Linked DNA regions of Homo sapiens: region 1 is linked to region 2. The links are chromatin contacts, found by Hi-C in ENCODE. All regions are on one chromosome and are shown on one strand. Each heading gives the region's core, a stretch centred on a gene start or an enhancer-like site at or near the end of the contact. The rest is flanking DNA. Distances are from core to core; before and after follow the strand shown. Region 1 holds the start of DRG1 (developmentally regulated GTP binding protein 1). Region 2 holds the start of SLC35E4 (solute carrier family 35 member E4).

Region 1 (2,700 bases), core at 93-2,592, 760 kb before region 2:
TTGAGATGGGGGTCTATGTTGATCAGGCTGGTCTTGAACTCCTGGCCTCAAGTGATCCTCCTATCTCAGCCTCCCAGCATGCTAGGATTGCAGGCGTTGAGCCACTGCACTGGGCCATCTTTAGTTATTTTTAAACCACATGTATGTACTATTTTGACAAAAATTATACCTAAAAATATATATATTGAAGAAGAACACAAACCTTCTCCTGGACCTCCACCACCACCACCCTTTGGAGTAATGAGTTCTCGACGAAGCTTAGCAAGACGAGCCTTAAGCAGCCCTAAGTGGTGTGCTGTGGCCTTGTTCTTTTGAGTCCGAGCCATCTAAAAGGGAGGAATCACAGCCATAAATTAGAAGCAGTGAACGCTTCCCCCAGCTTTGAGAGGATAATTTTTTTCCCCAAGTCCTACTAATGTTAGCACACCCAGTTTACAGGCTTTAAAAGAGTAAAAGTCCATTATCTCCTCCATCCAGCTCATTTCCCTCACTACAAAGCAAAGCAAAGCCCAAAGAGGAAAGACGATTAAGGTCATTCCAATTAGTGCCCCCAGACTAGACTGAAACCCGTCTGCGGGTTCCTTTTCTACTATTTGCAGCTGTTTGGATCCATCTAACACTGGGACACCACTTTCCTAATTGTAAAGCGCTCTCAGGGCCGCACGCAATGGAATCACACACTATCCAGGCGGAATAAACTGCTCCCACACAGATGTCATTTTACTTCCAGATCCGATTACCGGGAGCAAATACTCTGAATCAGGGGGTCATTAGGGTAGACACTGGGAAAAGGGGGAATAAGGGGGACGCAGCGAAGGATGATGAGGAAAGATCCTGAACTATCTGACCAAGTCAGAGATGGAATAAGGGACAGGATTCAGTGTTTCTCAGAGCAAAACGGAAAGAAACAACATCAGAACAGGAGCCAAACACTGGGAGGGGGAACGGACTAAGGGCCTAAGGTGCAGGGGTGCGGAACGCGGGCCCGGGCAAAGGGGAGTCCGAGAGCGTAGACGCGGGACGAGGGGAAAGGGGGCCCTGACTGAGGAGAGTCGGGGACTCCTAATCGTGGCAGAGGGCAGTCGGAACACGGGCCTCGCTGAGAGAAGTCGCGGAATCTAGGCCCGGTCCTGACGCGGCTCAAAGGAGAACAGGAAGGAGCGACGCCACCAAAGAAGGAATGCTCAGACTAAGAGTGAACCGCCAGCTGCGTCCATTACCTCTGCTTCTATCTCCGCGATCTTAGCTAAGGTGCTGCTCATCGTGGCGAGTACCCTGTGGCCTCCACACTGTCTCCCTTCACACACCCGCGGGCAAACTGCCACCGCCACCAGGCGCTACTGCAGCACGCAGGCGCGGTACTTCGAATTACCGCGAGAGAGTTCCGCGTAGGGGTCACCGCGAGTCGCAAAGCGTGGGGCTGTCTCCTCCCCCTCACCCGACCCCGCCCCGTCCCGCGAGCCAGTGCGGTGTCATAGAGCCCGCGGGAGCGGAGGCCAGAGAGGCCACCCCTGTCTGGGCCTCCCCGAGCGCGCCGAGGGTCGCGCGCAGCTCGGCCCCGCCCAGCGGGACCCGCTCCCAGCTGCTCTGCATGGTACTGAACGCTTCAGTGCTGGAGACCCCAGGGCGTGGTGCAAAGCCGACTCATGCTCCGCACCCCTGTTCCTCGCCAGCATCTGCGGGTCCTGGGTCCCTTTTTCACAGCTGGGGTGACACCCCGACGCCCTCCATGGTCTTGGAGGGAGTAGAGACCCATCTTCAGCCTGCCTCACCCCCTTGGATAAAGAAAATGCCCCCTTTCTATCATTCAAAATTATTTTTAGGTCGGTTTTGTTTACTCCGAACCCCGAGTAGAGCACATGGGGAGCCCAAAATAAGTGCATACTTGAATGGATAATTCCCAGAGAACTGCTGCTTGCAACATAGTTTGTAATACCAAAAAATTGAAATCTATATTAACACCCATCAGTAGGAAAATGGATAAATGAATAATGCCTCTATCCTGTTTTTGAAATATGATTACAGCCGTTAAAACGTAGATCTGTGGTCTGACTGGCTACCCAGGACATGTTAAATGGGAAAACAACTAGCAGAAGGGCACCTACGTAGTGATACCATTTATGTTATTTTTAAAATTAAATGTACATTTATATAGGTGTACGTGTATGAACGTGCAGTTTAAAGGCCTAAACAGAAAAATACATCAGAAGCTCTTAACTGTGGGATGGGATGCAAAGAAAAGGCCTTTCACATTTTATTCCACAGAATTTTGAAGTTAAATTTTTACAAGACGAATGTATCCATGTATTACTTGTGTAATAATAAAATTTAAAATTTCAAAAGACTCCTCTTCCCCAAGTGTCATGAGGAAGCCAGGACGTCCAGGAACTATGTGGTGGTTTTGAAAGCGGTTTGCCTCAGGATCAATGGGTTGTTTTGATAGATTGATTATTCCAGCGGGAGTCGACAGGCCAGGCTTAACCCACAGTCGACAGGCCAGGCTTAACCCACAGGGCTGGCCTCCACCCAGCCCTGGGAGGGAAGTTTAATTTAGTTAAATTTGTAAACAAGAACTATTCTAACTTCCCAGAGACAAAAAAGGGAGGTTTTCTTGTGCATAAAGAGGGAGAAACAGAAGGGAAAGCTTTTACAGAAGGTCCCCAAAGGGCCAAAGAGAGTTTCTTCTTTCTTTTCTTTAAC
Region 2 (2,872 bases), core at 127-2,626:
GGACAACAGCCATACCCCTCACAGGGCCATCCAGGCCATGCACCCACCCGGACCCCCACCTTCTCAATTGGCCACCCAGGCACTTACTTTGCTGAACCGACTTGAGTCCGCGGAGGCAGGTGGCTGCGAGCAGGAAGCCACAGCCGGTAGGGGGTGTCCGGAACTCTCCAGCCAGGCTGCAGGCGGCCCCCAGGCAGAGCGGACCCATGGCGGCCAACTGAAGTGGGTGGTGGCGGCGGCCCAGCAGCAGCGCCGACAGGGCCAGGGTGAACAGAGGTGTGGTGGTAGTAACCAGTTGTGCCAGGTCCAGGGGCACAGCCCTTAGGCCCACGTTGCCGCAGGCCATGGACGTGCCAAAGGTGAGACTGAGCAGTAGGACTCGGCAGCGAGTGCCGCCTGGCATGGGGCGCCGTGCCCCCCGGTGGCATGCCAGGGCTGCCACCAGCATGTGCAGGGCCGACAGCAGCAGGGGCCGCCCAAAGCCGTGCACTGTGAAGATCCACTTGTTGAGGCTTGACATGCTGGCTCCCGCCAGCAGCCACACCAGTGCTGCCATGGCCACTCGGGCCCGGCCAGGCTGCCGGAGGGCCTGAGGGCTGCCAGGGGGCCACTCGGGGGGCCCAGCCGCCTGAGCACCACCAGCTGCTGCTCCTACTTCGGCTGAGGTCATCCTGCCATCATGGTGCTCCGGCGGGCAGCGGCACATCCGCACCAGTGAGGCTAGGGCAGGAGGCGGGCTCCCCAGTGACGACCTCTGGGCCACCAGAGAGTTCCGCTTGGGGCCAGGCTAGATCCTGGTTCCTCCGACCCCGTGTCCCGTTTCAGACAGGTGAGGACACTGCTTACTTGTGCCAGGCCTGTGCCAGCGATGTCTAGAAGCTAAGCTGTGTTTCCAGCTCAGACAGGGCAGAGCCAAGGTCGCGGCTGCTAGGATGCCAGGGTCTCCGATGCTCAAGCGTGGGCTCCAGGCACCTCTGCCCCGTGCCAGGTGGTCTCCACTTTCCTCCTCGCCTAGTGCCCACGTTATGCTTTTAGATGAAATCCTCGTTCCTTTTTTCTCTTCAGTCCCCAGGTCATTAGGGTGCGCGCAGATCCAGACCCTGGGAACTCCTGCGTGCTCTGGCCGTGACCAGGCCTGGCAGGGGGGCGATCTGGGCTCCGCGCCTGGCGGTGCCCGGCCCGGGGGGTCGCGGGCTCGCTGCCTCCCACAGCGCCCGGGCAGTGAGCTGACACCACGGCCCGTCCTCCGGCCGGTGCCTGGCGGCGAGCTAGGCGCGGATCCAGCAGGGCCTGCGCTCCAACTCCTGCTCTCTGAGGCTTTGGCTGCGGCTCTGGCTGCGGCTGTGACTCCGGCTGCGGCTCCTGCTGCGACTCACGCCCGGCTCCAGCTCAGGCCCGGCACGGCGGGCGCGGCGGTGCGCTCTTGACTCCGCCTCCGCCTCTGCCTCCCCCGCCGCCGCCCGCTCCCTACACGGAAAATTGGGCTGAGCACCCCAGCCAAGCCCCGCCCCAGGCCAAGCCCCGCCCCCGGACCGGGAGGGCGGTCTTGCCCCGCCCCAACGCCTCCCGCTCACAGCCCCTCCCCCATCGGCCTGGCATTTCCCCCATCAGCCCTCCTCCGCCCGGGGCCTGCGCATCTGCCCAGTAGACCCCCCCACGAGCTGGCGTGGTCAGCCTCTCTTCGCCGCCAGGGGGGACCAAGTCGCTCCCCACCCAGCGCCAAGGCGAGCCCTCCATGGAGATGAACGCGCATTGCTGGAGACACTGGGGTATCCCGCACAGCCGCCCAGGCTATCTTCAAGAAGCAGGGTAGTGAGGAGGGGCCCACAGCCCCCATCCTAGGACCAGTCTTACGCCCACCTGATCTCTGGCCACAATTATCTCGTGGGACCTCAGCATCCAGCAGAGCTGGATTACGGGGTCCCTTAAGGCACCTCCATCGCCCCTCCGTAGCCCCAGCATCCTCCCCAGCCTCCCAGTCCAGGGCGGCGCCCCCTGGGGACCCTCAGAGGGAAGCTGAATCACCAGGCAGGGATACCCACAGCTGCGGAAGTAGGTACCGCCGGCCGGCATCCTTCCCCGGCCAGCAGCCTCTGTCCGGTCCCCTGAGCACTCGAAGCTGACTCATAGCAGAACTTCCTGGGGTCCACCCTGTGCCCCAGCCCCGGCAAGACAGAGCCCTGGGCTGGGAGGCAGAGCGGTTGCCACTGAGCCCTTGTTCCTGTCTGGGTCTCGGTTTTCCCACCAGAACGACAGACGCTCTCTGAGGTCAGGATTGGGTAAACGGCGCGCCCCAGGGCAGAAGAGGTCCATCCAGATTCCAGGCTAGGCCAGGCCCTGGCCCCTCTGAGCTCTGAAGTCCGGGAGCACGAGGACCAAGGCCCAGCCATGTGCCCAGTATCAGATGTGAGCCTCTTTCCTGTTGTCGGTCTTCCTACTAGGCTCCTGCCCAAGAGGACCCAGCTCACCCCTTGCCTGTTGTCTAACCAGCAAATCCTTGATGACAGCAACCTGTCTTGAGACACAAGATCTCAAAGGGGTACCGCTGAACCCAGCCCGCTGCGCCCTCTGGTGGCCAGGCGCTGAATATAGCCCTCAATCCCCATCCCAATCACAGGACGCGGGTTTAAAATCCCCAGCCTCAAAGGAGGCCTGCTGAATCAGAGGCTCTCTGTCACGGGTGGGCCTGGGAATTTACATGGTCACATTTGCCTCTGTAAGTCCGACGCCCGCTGGAGCCTGCAGATCTCTGCTGAATAGCCTAAGCTACAGCGCAGGGGGTGCAGATAGGGAAATTTCCAGGCCAAGGACCAAAAAATGGTGGCATTTAGTGTTTCTCCAGAAAGGGTTGTGGAAAGGAAACTAAGCCAGC

The links. A loop is a pair of places that touch in the nucleus more often than their neighbours do. Pooled maps may share reads with other maps.
Region 1: a loop to region 2 is called in a pooled map, with 7 times the contacts of the local background. The contact joins the promoter of DRG1 here to the promoter of SLC35E4 in region 2. A Hi-C loop is called at or near these places in 5 of 50 pooled maps.

Annotation. Positions count from the first base shown.
Region 1 is chr22:31,398,246-31,400,945 of GRCh38, reverse strand. DRG1 (developmentally regulated GTP binding protein 1) reads right to left here and starts at 1,342. Exons shown (of 9, transcript NM_004147.4): 1 at 1,221-1,342; 2 at 203-326. The coding sequence starts at 1,262. RefSeq lists enhancers at 1,233-1,282, 410-1,315 and a silencer at 1,403-1,682.
Region 2 is chr22:30,634,285-30,637,156 of GRCh38, reverse strand. SLC35E4 (solute carrier family 35 member E4) reads right to left here and starts at 1,376. Exons shown (of 2, transcript NM_001001479.4): 1 at 88-1,376. The coding sequence starts at 706. RefSeq lists a silencer at 1,169-1,618 and an enhancer at 1,950-2,654.